Linked DNA regions of Mus musculus: regions 1 and 2 are each linked to region 3. A link is a contact called in ENCODE Hi-C or POLR2A ChIA-PET data. All regions are on one chromosome and are shown on one strand. The core of a region is the stretch at or near the end of the contact, and the rest is flanking DNA. Distances in the headings are between cores, read along the strand shown. Region 1 has its middle 23 kb from the start of Ptma. Region 2 holds the start of Ncl (nucleolin). Region 3 holds the start of Tex44 (testis expressed 44).

Region 1 (4,400 bases), core at 487-2,986, 78 kb before region 3:
CTCTCCCCTAGGAGTGTCCAGCCTCTCTGTCCAAGGATAGCCATTTTGCCCACTCAAGCTCTCTCTCTCTCTCTCTCTCTCTCTCTCTCTCGATCTCTCTCTCTCTCTCTCTCTCTTTTTTTTTTTTTTTTGGTTTTTCAAGACAGGGTTTTTCTGTTATAGCCCTGGCTGTCCTGGAACTCACTTTGTAGACCAGGCTGGCCTTGAACTCAGAAATCCATCTGCCTCTGCCTCCCAAGTGCTGGGATTAAAGGCGTGAGCCACCACCACCAGGCCCACTCAAGCTCTTTAAGGACCCTGTGCTGGGTCCTCCTCCTTCCTTCCTCTTGGTGGTTGATTTCAGGTCTCAGCACTCTGGCTACAGATACTCATTACCCACCACCCAGCCCCAGGCTTCTAGCACTGTGTTGTGGGCAGATTTATGCACTGGCCAGAGCGGGAGGGCCAGCAGTGGGCCAGTCATACTCTGGACAGCCTCTTGAGCTGGCAGAGGCCCCAGCCAAGCCATCACCCTGTCCCTTCCCCCACCCCTTCACTCATTATCAACTTAGGGCTTGTGTACAAACAGCAGCTGGCCTCTTTTGTCAATCTCTCTGCCCTCCCTGCTCCTCCCTGCAATGCTTCCCAACTGGCTCCTCCAATTCCACCCCCCAAGATGACTTAGAAGCTAGAGCCCTGGGGAATCCTTGAGAGGGAGGGAGGCAGCTCCTGTTGTTCTTGGTCCTAAGTTTTCCTTCAATTTGGTGATATTAATCCATCTGGGACACCATAGGAACCAGGGAGGGCAAGGAACCAAAGCAAAGTCAAAAAGGCGGCTATAGGCAAGAAGCATGTATCACTCGCCCTTATGCCTGTTTGCAGAGCATGTTTGCAGAGCCAAACTGCCGCCGGGTCTGTTGTCCTGACTGTGCTCAATGCCCCACATCTTTGTAAGGGGACACGTGGAGATGACCTGCTGCTCCCTTAGACCCCTAGTAAAGGCTTCAACAAAAGTAATTCTACCCGTCTACAGGAAAGGCAGGCAGAGCTATATGGCAGAGAGCCCGTTGTCAACGCCCAGGTTTTGGAGCCGGAGGAACACGAGCTGTTCAGCAGAGGACAGGAGTCCGCCTGGTCAAAAGATGTGTGGAGGCAAACAGTGCACACCTTTAATCCCAGCACCCAGAGGCAGAGGCAGGTGGGGTTCGTGGCCAGCCTGGTCTACAGAGCGAGTTCCAGGACAGCCAGGGCTATACACAGAAACCCTGTCTTCAAAACCAAAAAAAGCAATAAAGGTGACAACACTGTAATCGACCCCATTTTGCAGATAAGAAAACGGTGGCTCCAATTTAGTCAGAGAGAGAGGAACCAAGTCTCAGGAGGAACCAAGGCCGCCAGTGCCGTGTTAGAGATGCTGTTGAAGTTTGGAAAGCCTGAGACTCCACGGTGGGTTGGCCCTGCCTTGATCTGTGATCCCCAGGTCAAGGTAACCGAGTGGGTCACAGTTAAGGATATCCTAGACTCTCTGACAAAAGAGGACCTGCGAGAGGCACCTGCGACTTCCAGGAACGTCACAGGATGCACACCAAAGACGGCCAGGAGTTCGCAGGCGGATGGATATGAGAGCTGTGCATGGGAAAACCCCGCCAGCATAGGCAGCGCAGCTGAGGGCGAGGAAGGAAAGGTGGAGCCAGAGCTGGACCTCTGCCCAGGTCCCGTGCTCCTCCGTGCCGCCGCCACCCTACCTCCCCGCCCCAAACTAAAGCCCGCCTTCCAAAACGCTTTGTCCGGACCCTCCGGAACCACTCAGGGCAGATGAGACTGTGTGCAAGGACACGAACAGGCCACCTGACGGCGAGACCAGGAGGCCCCCTAGCGGGCCCAGCTACGCGGCACATGGCCTGGTCCGCGCGGGCGGAAGTCCTACGGCCGGAGACCCGCGGCTGCCACCGGGCCAGCGGGAACAAAGGACACGGCGGGCAGAAGGTTGGCCGAACGGTGATTGGCGGCTGGTGGGGAGTCCGGGCCGAGACGGGATTGGTTGCGGCCTCGGCACCAGCCCCGCCCCTCGAAGCCGAAATCTGAGCTCCTAGCAACTCCCCCGCCCCCGGGCCCCCCTGTGCGGACCTGCTCCGTAGGCGGCCATCTGCACCCGCGAGGGCGCCTACACAGGCGTTGGGCTTGCATCCCTGCGGTACCCGGAGAGCTATGTACCAAACTACCCGCCCTCCTCCCTGCTGCAGGAAGGGGGTGTCAGGACCGTGTAGCGAGTTCCAGACACCGCCTCCTGGAGAAGCTCGACGGCCACTGTAGTGACAGGGTGCACGCGTGAAGAGACCGGATCCCGGGAAGCTGTCCCGAGGGTGGTGGCTGTACTGGGAGAAGGGCCAGAGAACAGGGATCACTCAAAGAGTGGGGGCCAGGGTAAGACAAGGAAGTGGAGGAGGCCATAGTCTGAAAGTCAAGTCAGGGAAGTCTGACTGGATGGCCCTGTAAGTCCGAGAGTAGTGATGGAGCTCTACCCCCAGAACCCCAGCCAGGCTTGAGGCACGAGGGAGAGCGAACCAGGTTCCTTTACTAGCCAGGCCACCGCAGAGTGGTTAAGAACATGAGGAGGGGCCTTTCTCAACAAGGTTCCCCTTTCCCAGATGCTTAAGAGGTGAGAGGGGTGGGGCTCTGGGCCCGGCCACCAATCACAGCCTCTACTCCACTTTGAATCTGGGTTGGCGGGCGCGGGCTGCAGGCCGCCAGGTGTGCTGGGGCCCTCTTTGTCCCCACTTCGTCTGCCCAGGCACGTCCCATTCCACCCCCATCCTTCAAGAGCCCCAGGGCCCGGTCTTGCTGGTTCCCCTCTTCTCCCCGTACACCATCCCCCCCTTCCCGGTAGGAACCTAAAACTGGACTCAGGTCAGGGTACCTTGCAGGCTTGGTGACCAGTCCTCTAGAGTCCTCTTGTACAGGGATCATAATCCACTAGAGGCAGGCAGTTTCTCCACAGCTGGCCACCAAGGGCCTGATGGTGCAGGGGTGGAGGTCGGTCGGGGAGGAACTTTATACCAAAACTCCTTGAAGAAAGAGAAGGCCAGGGAGACTCAAATTGGTGAGTTAGATCCCCAGGACTCACTCATATAATGAAGTTAGAGAACTCAGAAATTGTCCTCTAAACATGGTCTCTATAGTGGGTGTGTGTGTGTAAATATTTGTAAAAAATACGCCTTTTTTTTTTTTTTTTTTGGTATAGAATAGAGTTTATTCAGGTCATCGGAGGGGAGTTAAAAGGCTAGTAGAGGCAGAGGAGAGAGTAGAATAGTAGAGGCTTGCCGTGACCACGTGCTGAGGGGGGAAGGGAATGGGGAGGGAGGGAGCAAGAGGGTAAGAGCAAATAGGCTCTTTTTAAACCCCAGGGCTACTCCATGCATAAGATGTGTATGCCTGTCTAGCCACACACAAGCCCCTTAAGGCTGTGGTTCCTCAGCTGTGAGTGAGATGTGGGGTTGTGTTCCAGGCTGCTGTGAAGATTAAGTGGGATCCTGAGGAGGGATCTTTGTTAAAGGGAAAGCCTGCAATGTGCTCAAGTATGCATAGGTTACCAGAGCCCAGACGCATGCGAGGAGCCAGAGCCCAGCAGCCAGCCAGCCAGCCAGGGTGGGCCTCAGCGCCTGACCTATCTCAGAGGGAGAGGGTGCCAGTAAGAACTAAGCCAAGTCCCATGAATAATCCCTGAGCCCCTCAACCCTAACAGAAGGAAGCCGGGGTTTGGGCTCCTCACACCATTTCCATGCCCTCTAGGTTAAGTGGTGGGGCAGAGGGAAGGGGCTCTTTCCAGGGTGCCCGGATGACAGGTCTAGACGCTGCACACATCACGCCCCTACCCCACCCGCAGCGCTCTCCGCTCTCCTTCCGCCTCTAAGCTCTGGCAGAAATGCCCGTCTTCCCCCCCCCCCCCCCCCCACGTCCCTCCAGTTTGCCTCCCCTAGCTTCTCAAGGCTCTCTCCTCCCAGGTGCCACGGGATTATTATTGAACCATGTCTTGAGCACCAACATTACCTAACACACACTGTAGCCAGGATGAAATGAAAACTATATCTTGTCCCTTCTCTAATAAAATGCTCTGAACTGTGCGCTGAGGTGCACTCCTGTGATCCAAGCATTTAGATGGCAGAGATCGGAGGACCAGGATCCTTGAAGCCAGGATGGACTAAAAAAGACTATTTCAAAATACCTAAAATGAAGGTCTCGAGTCTGTCAATGTCTCCAGTCTGTACGTATGTGCTTCCCTCAGCCTCCTAGCCATCTTTCCTCCTCCACCTTCCTTCTCTGTCACAACATTGGGGTTAGTGCGCTTTTAGACATGTCTAGTGGAGTAAGGTTTTTGGATGGAGGCTGAACTGGCCGGATTTTTTCAATGCTCAACCGCCCCC
Region 2 (4,332 bases), core at 1,450-3,949, 67 kb after region 3:
CTATCTAACCATAAAAGGTGAGATTCAGTAAGAGATCCTGCTCAAAACATAAGGTAGAGAAGGGCTGGGGAAGTTGGTTAGTGCCTGCCTGGCATGCACAAAGTCAAGATTAATCTCCGGAGCAACATAAACCATAAGTAGTAGCACACGCTTGAAATACAAGCACTTGGGAGAGGCAAAAGAATCAGAAGTTCAAGGACACTCTGGGATACATGAGATTGTTAAAAAAAAAAAAAAAGGTAGTGATAGAAAAAGACACCCCGGATTAACCTGTTGCCTCTACATTTGAACTCAGGCATACCTCCCCCCACATACATACACATCCAATCTCCTATTAGCTCTGTAACTGGCCAAGTTAACTCAATGCCAGTGGTTCTCAGCCTTCATAAGACTGTGACCCTTTAATACAGTTTCTCATGTGGTGGTGACCCCCAACCATAAAATGTTTTATTGCTACTTCATAACTAATTTTGCTGCTGTGAATTGCAATGTATGCAGGATATCTGATATATGACCCCTATAAAAGGGTATTGACCTCAAAGGGGTTGAGACCCACACGTTGAGAACTGCTGCTCTTTGCCCTCATGTCTGTGAGCAGCGATGCTTTTAGTCTATTTTGAATACATTTATTAATTTAAAATTTCTAAAGAGCTGAAATAGAACCTGGTACTTGGCTCTATTTGTATAATAACTGGACAGTTACTGATCTTGGTTTTGTGCATACCAGACAGGCACTAACATCCTCACACCACCTCTATCTTATTTTTTTGAGCAGGGTCACCTTTCATGGCTAGACAGGCTGGTTAGCAGATGCCAGGGATCCTCCTGTCCTTGCTCCCTGTAACCCCCAGTGCTGGAGTTGTTAGTTATATGCTGCCACCCCATGCTTTCTACAGGGATATTGGGGATCCAATATGATATGGTTATATTCAATTATAATTTGTATAAGCATCACACATGGATTAGGTGTTGATTCCACAGAAACACCAAATCCTGCAAGCTGTCCCTGCTGCTGGTGCACTCAAACTTCTGTTCACTCCAGTTAGCAAGTAATTTCCAACACTATCATATGCCAGGCAATGCTTTAGGTACCAAGAATAAAGCAGACAACAGTCTGTGCTGTCTGGGGAAGGGGCAAATGAACAATAAATGGCCAAGAAAAGTACTAGGCAGCTGATATCTGAGAGTGTAACTAACCTTGGGTGCAAGCAGAGGTCTCTTAGTGGCACTGTACACCAGAGGGCTGAGGATAGCCCATACAGATAGATTGGATTGACAAAGGAAGCCATGTCACCCAAGTCATTTCACACTCACAGCTCATCTTCTTGTCTCCTCCCGAATGCCTTTAGCTTGCTCTGCTTGGAAATATCTAGAGTCTTCCTCACACCACCCTTCCTACCTCTCTACCCAAGAGTCTCCCTTGGTTCCATAATATACAGTACAAGGTGTGACCGGTCTCGCTATAAAGACAATGCCCCCACACCACAACTCGGGTTCGCCATCTCCTGCCCTGACAAGAGCGCACTGGTGTGTAGCTGTGGCTGCCCTCCACCGCGTTGGGAAGGCCGTAGTAAGTAAGCATCACACAGTGACTATTTCTACTTATCTCCAAAGGCCCGAGTTCAGATAAAAAAACTTGGGGACTCAACACATCCCACTCGCATTAAAATCTCCCGAGGTTGAAGTCAGGTATGATGGCATATGACTTTAATCACAGCACTAGGGAGGCAGGGGGATCTCTGAGTTCAAGGCCAGCCTGGACTACAGCGTGAGTCCCAGGGCAGCCAGGAATACACAGAGAAAACCTGTCTCATAAAATAACATCTCCTAGGTCGGGCCAGGCGTGCCGATACAGGTCGAGGCTAACATGGTCTACATGTGTGCTCTAGGACAGTAAAGAATAAAGTCCTATCTCAACTCCGGACGAAAACTCCACAGGTCATTTCTAGTGGATGTTGTTAGCTGATGAAGGGCGCCTGTGTGCTATGCTTGGAACCAGTTGGTTGCAATCCATTTAAAGCAACGCCAGACAACTCTCTCGTTCCCCCCGCCATGGAGGGAACCTGTGAGCGTGGTCACAGGCGGGCCGAGTACTTCTCCCCACCACACCAGGAAGTCACCTCTCTGAACCTGGAGTTATACCTACCGCGAGAGGTCACCGACATTACATGGATCGCTTGTGCACTGCTCGTACACACACACACGCACAACTGCTTTTATTAGGAGCTCTCAGGAAAGCGGGGACTCGCATCATAGCCAAGAAGCCGTTCGCGACTCCGCGGAGAACAGGCCGAGGCCCGCTCATCAGCCCGAGGGAACCCTAGGCCTTCCGGCGTTCTTCAGCAGGACCACGCGGCGCGGGGGAAAGCACCGAGAAACGCCCAGACCACCTGAGCATCGCCGCCCATGCTGCCTCGGAACACCTGAGGGAATCCGGGCCACGCCGCCACCTACCCGCGCCTCACACACAAGCCGCGCCAAACTCGCCCGTCCCACTGCGCAGGCGTGGGGAGAGCCCGGCGCTCAGGAGCATTCAAAGGACCCGCACACTGACCAGTCAACGTCCGCCTGGGCCCAAACGAGTCCCGCCCTCAGGAGCAGACGTCAGGCCCCGCCCCTAAGAGCCCCGCCCTCGTCAAGCCTTAGGCCCGCCTCACGCTGCCCCGCGTTAAGGCTCGCGGTTGGCTCCGGGGACGGACGCGAGCTCTGGTTGGTGGAGCCGAAGTCACGAGGACCCCCTTCGTCGCCTTTCCAGAGGCGATTACTGGGCAGGCTCAGTCTTTTGCCTCAGACGCTAGCTGTAGCTGGCAGGCGGTTGTACGTGCTCCAGAGTCGTCGGTACCCGCTACTGCAGTCGCTTTCGTGTGGCTTCCGCTGAGCTCTTCCGAGCTGCTCGCTCTCCACACGCGCCGCCGCCGTAATCCGCCACCATGGTGAAGCTCGCAAAGGTAAGAGGCCTTGGCGCGCCGACGCGGACGACTAGGCCCCTGCTTTCGGAGGGACGCGCGCGCGCCCGCCCGTCCGTCGCGGAGGGGAGGAGGGCTTGCGCGCAATCCCGGGCGCGTTCGAGGGCGCCATGCTGGGGGGGAAAGTCTCGCGCGACTAGCGGGAGGTCTCGCGGTGCTTGCCCTCTGACTTAGGGGGATGAGAAGAGCGGAGGCAGGTTTCCGGGAGGGCGATATCGAGGGTTCGGATGTAGCGGGCGGGAGGGGACGGTGTGAGGAGAGATCGGAGGAGCTGAGAGCGGATAGGGGCACGGCGTGGGAAGAGAGGGCCAACCTTAGGCGGCGAGCGGTCCCGGGGCCCCGCCTCCCCGCGCACGTGCTCTGGTGCGCGGCCCGCCACGTGCTCTGCGGAGCCCCGCACGTGTCGCGCGACCCGGGGCAGTGGGGGAGTGTCTGTAGTACCCCGGAAAGGGGGACGGCAGCGTGGGGATGGATGGGTGGCCCGGCGATCTGCTGTCTCTGCCGGTGACCGGGATGGACACGTGGTGGACCCCTGAGGTGGCGGCGTGGTGACTCCACGTGGTGGGGCTGGAAGCGAGAGAAAGTGGGAAGCAGTTGGGTTACGTGGTGCTGCTTTAAGAGGTGATTTCGAGATACCCCCTTCCCCAGCAAATAACTTAAAGGGATCCCTTTAACTGGGTTTTTTTTTTTTTTTTTTTTTTTTTTTTGTGGAAGATGCCAGAAAATAGATGGCCACGACTAGGAGACTTTATAACCTGTGGCTGTTTCTTGGTGTAGAGTTCTGTCTGCTCAGTTATCTGTGAGAAGGAAAAAAAAATTATGCGCGGTTCGCAGAAAAAACTGCCAGGAGAATGCCATGCCTGGCCAAGAAGAAGTCTTTATGCTTGTGTCCTTTAGTAAGAAAAAGGTGGTGGCCAAAGGCAAAGTGACTGAAAATGCGTGCAATTTTTGTGTGCGTTTGTAGGCTGGCAAAACCCACGGTGAGGCCAAGAAAATGGCTCCTCCTCCAAAGGAGGTGGAAGAGGATAGTGAAGATGAAGAAATGTCAGAAGATGAAGATGACAGCAGTGGAGAAGAGGAGGTAAGAAGCTATTTGCAGCAATAAACCGGTGGAATTGAATGTCTGGAAGTCTTAGAAATACAGGATATGTAGTAAATGGTTGAATGGCAAGCCCCTTCCTCCCTCCCTCCCTCCCTCCCTCCCTCCCTCCCTCCCTCCCTTCCTTCCTTCCTTCCTTCCTTCCTTCCTTCCTTCTGCAAGACAGTCGGCAAAACAGGGGACAGAAACAGGCAGAATTTTGAGTTCCAGGCAAGCAGGGAGTAGTACATAGTGAAACCTTGTCTCAAGACCGTTGTTATGGTCATG
Region 3 (4,232 bases), core at 370-2,869:
CCAGTGCGGGCCCAGCGTGAGGTGAGATGATGGGCCAGGTAGCGCATAGCTGAACGGATGCCTTCCATAGTCCGTCTCTCCACAGACTCCAGCAGGTGCGTGACAGAGTGCAGGGCTGAGCCAGTTCCAGACATCACCCCAGAGGAGAAAGCTGACCTGGCGCTGCGCAAGAGGCTGGCGACAGTCCGCAGGCGGGGACCCTCGTCTTGTAGCCGGTCAGCTGGAGAGCTGCAGCCCGAGGCCAGAATGCCCACAGCCACACCCATGCGTGTGGCTGTGTCTGACCACACCAGGATGTCTGTGAGGGAGCTGATGGAGCCCTCTCCACAACCCAGCAGGCTGGTCATGGAGCGCATGTAGTCGTTCTCCACATCAGGTCTATACAGATTGGGGTCCAGAAGGTTCCTGCCCAGGGCCACCTGGTAGAAATCTGGAGAGTGGGGTGGGCTGCCACCTGGGGAGCCTGGGTCAGGTGGATCCGGTGGGATACCTGAGTCAGCAGCTGAATCCTCACTGGTCAGCCCTGGCGATCTAGCTTTGCTCCCAGGGTTCAAGGCCTTGAACCCTTCAGCTTCCTGCTTGGCCGAGTTGGTGGTAGGCGTGGGTTCTGGGTCGCGACCACTGGTATCGGAAGGGGGTGGGTCAGCAGCTCCCACCGAAGTCTGGACATGTTCAGGCAGGTTAGATAGCACGTCAGCATTTGGAACTAATACTGGCTGCCCTTCTGGAACATTCGGGTTTCCCAGTGTCTTTTCCTGGGTCTGGGAGTCACTCGGGGAAACCGTCCGGCTCCGACTTGTACGGTTGTTTTCAGCTAGCCTGTCCCACACTGGGTTCTGGAAACCCACAAACACTTGCAGGATACCTGGGTCTTGGGGCAGCAAAGATGTGGTCTCTTCAGGATTGTCCTGGCCCTGATGTGGAATATCTGGGCTCTCATCTTTGACTGCAGAAGTTGCTGTATCTGTGGAGATGGCTGGCTCTACATCTTGCCCTATGGAGGTGTCCATCTGCATGGAGGGCTGATCTTTATTCTGTCCCACAGAAGTGGCAATCTGCAAAGATGCCTGGTCTTCATCCTGTCCCATCAAGGTGGCAGTCTGTATGGAGGCCTGATCTTTATTCTGTCCCACAGAAGTGACAATCTGCAAAAATGCCTGGTCTTCATCTTGTCCCATCAAGGTGGCAGTCTGTATGGAGGCCTGGTCTTTATCCTGCTCAAAAACTGTGTTAATCTGCATGTACGCCTGGTCTACATTTTTCTCCGTGATGGTGGAAATCTGCTTGGAGAGCAGGTCCTCATCTTGTCTCATGAAGGTATCAGTCCGAATGAAGTCCTGCTCTTCATTTTGCTCTGTGGTGATGGCTTTCGCCTCAGAGGTTTGATCTACATCATGTTCAGCTAGCACTTCGTCGATGTCTCCTGGTGGGACGTCATCGGGCAGGGAGTCTGGTCCTTCGGACTCTCCGGGTAAATCTGCAGAGTTTTCATCAGCTGTGTTGTCCGAGGAGGCCTCGGGAAGATCATGTGTAGAACTGCTGCTGGCTTCAGGGTCTTCCAAGGGCTCAGCGGTCATCTATGCCCCCTGCTACTTATGGTGGTTGGGAAGGAGTGGCTTGGCCCTGCTAGGCTCAGTTGTCCAGGTGGTGAGGTCACAGCAGGTTGTGGGCAGCTGATGATGTCACAGGTACTTGTAGAGCAAGGGTCCTGAATGTCCTGAGTCTGCTGAGTGGCTGTCCTGGCGAGCTGACTATAGGTGGTGTTGCATAGCCAGAGTAGTGGGTACAGAGGAAATGAAGAATAACTGTCTTGGTTTAAGATGGAGATACGTAGGTAGGTGCAGATGCAGCCGCAGGGCTGTGAGTGGTTTCGGGAACTGTACTTTGGGGCATGATACAGGAAGGTAATGCTGAGTTTGAATTAGTAGGTTTTAAACTTATTTTGGGGACAGGGGATCAGTGCTCTTGTTATGTAGTTGAGGCTGGTCTCCCACTCTGATCTTCCTGTCTTAGCCTCTCAAGAGCTAGGATTACAGACATTTGTTATACCAGGTTATCCCTCCCACCATCTCTCTATTCTATTGGGCTACTTCAGGACCCCAATTTCTTTCTTTCAGGCCGGTCTTTCTTTGGTAATTTTTCTAGCAATGAGGAGGAATAGTGGAGGCCAGGGCCTGGGCGGCATCTAGGCTGGCTATCCTTAGTGCTAGAGTTAACCTTTTGACACAGGACAATCTACCTGCTCATCTGGGCTGGGAGGGCAGGGCACCACTAATGGGTACAGACTCCAGGGCAATCCTAAGAAGAGCTTGGTCCCCAGATAACCCCACTGTATGAAGAAGGTAGCCGGGGACTGGGTTTGGCTGAGTGTAGCGCACTTGCCCAGCATGCTCTGGTTCCATCCCCAGCATTGGAGTGGATGGTTCTATTTGTGTGTTTGTGCTCACCCTAGTTGCCAGGTTAGGTGTAGTTCCTGCTCCTGGGGATAAGAGGAGATGCAACCATCTGATGATGCCCCTAGGGACCCCAGCATCCCTAGGGAGAACTGGGTCTATGTTTATATCTTCTCTCCTAGGGGCAAGGCTGTGGGTCCATGACTGCCCCACTGCTAGGCACAGCCTCTTGGGGAAGCGGAACGCTGGGAGTTTGACTGCCTTTATTCCATGCCACCGCCACTGTGACTGCTGCCGGGGCTGAGACACCTCCCGGGTGGGAAAAAGCTGGAGTTGGTTCAGGGGTCCCTGGGCCTGCAACGAGGCCTGGGCCGTGGGGTTCTCAGACTCTTAGACATCCGCTGGGAGTTTCAGCAGAGCAGAAAACAGAGTCGGGCTGTGGGCTGGGGACAGTGTCTAGCCTGGGGTGGGGGGAGGGGAAGGGGGAGGAGCTCCGGCTTGTCCCAGGGGGTGATATTGTCCTTAGCTTGGTGGAGGCAGGCTTGGTGGCAGTTGTGGCTGAGAGCACAGAGAGACCTTCTATGGGAGAATTAAGCTGCGGCTCTGTAGTTGAATGCCTTCCCCATGGCTCCCCACTGTGGCTCTTGTTGAAAGAGACAGTCCACAGTTCTAAACAGTTTATTGGCTGTTCATGGTGGAAAATGGATGTGTACTGTATCCACTTCTCCGGGTGGACCTGAGGTTAAATACCTTTTGCAGGGAGGAATGTCTGGGAAGGGAAGCTTATTGGCTAAGTCCTCCAGGCCTCTAGGTACCTCATTAGCATGGAGAACTCAGTTTTGGGGAGGGGGGAAGGAGGGGAGAGGGGAGGGATGGAGGGAGGGAGAGAGAGAGAGAGAGAGAGGGAGAGAGAGAGAGAGAGAGAAAGAGAGAGAGAAGAAATGCAATTATACTCTTGGGCCAGGTGGTGGTGGTGCAAGCTTTTAATCCCAGCACTCCTGAGACAGAGGCAGGTGGCTCTGTGAGTTTGAGGCCAGCCTGGTCTACATAACAAGCTCCGGGACAGCCAAGACTACATAGTAAGAAATTTTCTTTAAAAACAACAAAAGATAATCAATGGTCTGTGGTGGAGGGATGCTGGCCAGTATGGTAACTGACTTACCATGCCTGTAGATGCAACCTAATGGCAGCTCTGGGTCACACTGTAGTAGTTCCATCACAGAACACAGGCTTCCCCCTCTATCCTTCCTGTGTTGTCTCCCATTCTGCCTCTCCTGGTCCCCTGTCCCTGGCTCCTTCTCTGAAGTGATGGCTTAAATTGGGGCTGTTCCTTACAGGCCTACGTATTTGAGCACCCAGTCCTCAGCTTGTAGGGTCGTTCTGAAGTCTGTGGAGCCTGAAGGAAGTGGGGCTTGGCTGGCAGAACTAGGTCCCTGGCACAGGGTCTTTGTAGGTCATGCTTACCCTGGGTTCCAGCCATGCTCTCTCCTTCCTGTTTGCTGTGATGTGAGCAACTGTCACCATGCCACCTGTCATGATACACAGGCGACATGTCTCTAAAGCACCAGCCAGAACAAGCTTACCCTTGAGTTGTTTCTGTCGAGTGTCCTGTCCTCCAGTGTCCCCCTCTTTACCCTCCCTGGACCCTCGGCTTTCCTCAGCTCCCTCCACCTAATTTCCTGAGATAGGCCCCACATCATGGGAACTGAGTGGAACTGTATAAAAAACTCTTCAACGAGATGTGTGTGTGTGTGTGTGTGTGTGTGTGTGTGTGTGATATGATGTGTTGCACACAGGGGTGTGTAACAGTGAGTACACACTTCTTTGTACACACAGAGG

Evidence for each region. Hi-C counts contacts between places; a loop is a spot of excess contacts on that map. ChIA-PET counts read pairs that join two places held with the same protein, here RNA polymerase II (POLR2A).
Region 1: POLR2A ChIA-PET joins it to region 3 with 10 read pairs in embryonic stem cell. The contact joins the enhancer-like site here to the promoter of Tex44 in region 3. A Hi-C loop is called at or near these places in 2 of 37 maps with a recorded cell type or tissue (left cerebral cortex and regulatory T cell). POLR2A ChIA-PET finds 5 or more read pairs at or near these places in 4 of 5 experiments (Patski and embryonic stem cell).
Region 2: POLR2A ChIA-PET joins it to region 3 with 12 read pairs in embryonic stem cell. The contact joins the promoter of Ncl here to the promoter of Tex44 in region 3. A Hi-C loop is called at or near these places in 2 of 37 maps with a recorded cell type or tissue (T-helper 17 cell and regulatory T cell). POLR2A ChIA-PET finds 5 or more read pairs at or near these places in 4 of 5 experiments (Patski and embryonic stem cell).

Annotation. Positions count from the first base shown.
Region 1 is chr1:86,501,789-86,506,188 of GRCm38, reverse strand. No RefSeq gene overlaps it. Among named protein-coding and RNA genes, the nearest start is that of Ptma, 23 kb to the left of the region's middle. Within about 2 kb of position 1,736, at least 3 of the 3 ENCODE cell types and tissues checked have a DNase peak (open chromatin) inside an H3K27ac peak, as active enhancers do; they include left cerebral cortex, where a contact is called at or near this core.
Region 2 is chr1:86,357,822-86,362,153 of GRCm38, reverse strand. It overlaps Ncl (nucleolin), which reads left to right and starts at 2,699. Exons shown (of 14, transcript NM_010880.3): 1 at 2,699-2,948; 2 at 3,931-4,047. The coding sequence starts at 2,931. C130036L24Rik (RIKEN cDNA C130036L24 gene) reads right to left here and starts at 2,570. Exons shown (of 2, transcript NR_015507.3): 1 at 2,147-2,570.
Region 3 is chr1:86,423,716-86,427,947 of GRCm38, reverse strand. Tex44 (testis expressed 44) reads right to left here and starts at 1,619. Exons shown (of 1, transcript NM_027966.1): 1 at 1-1,619. The coding sequence starts at 1,577.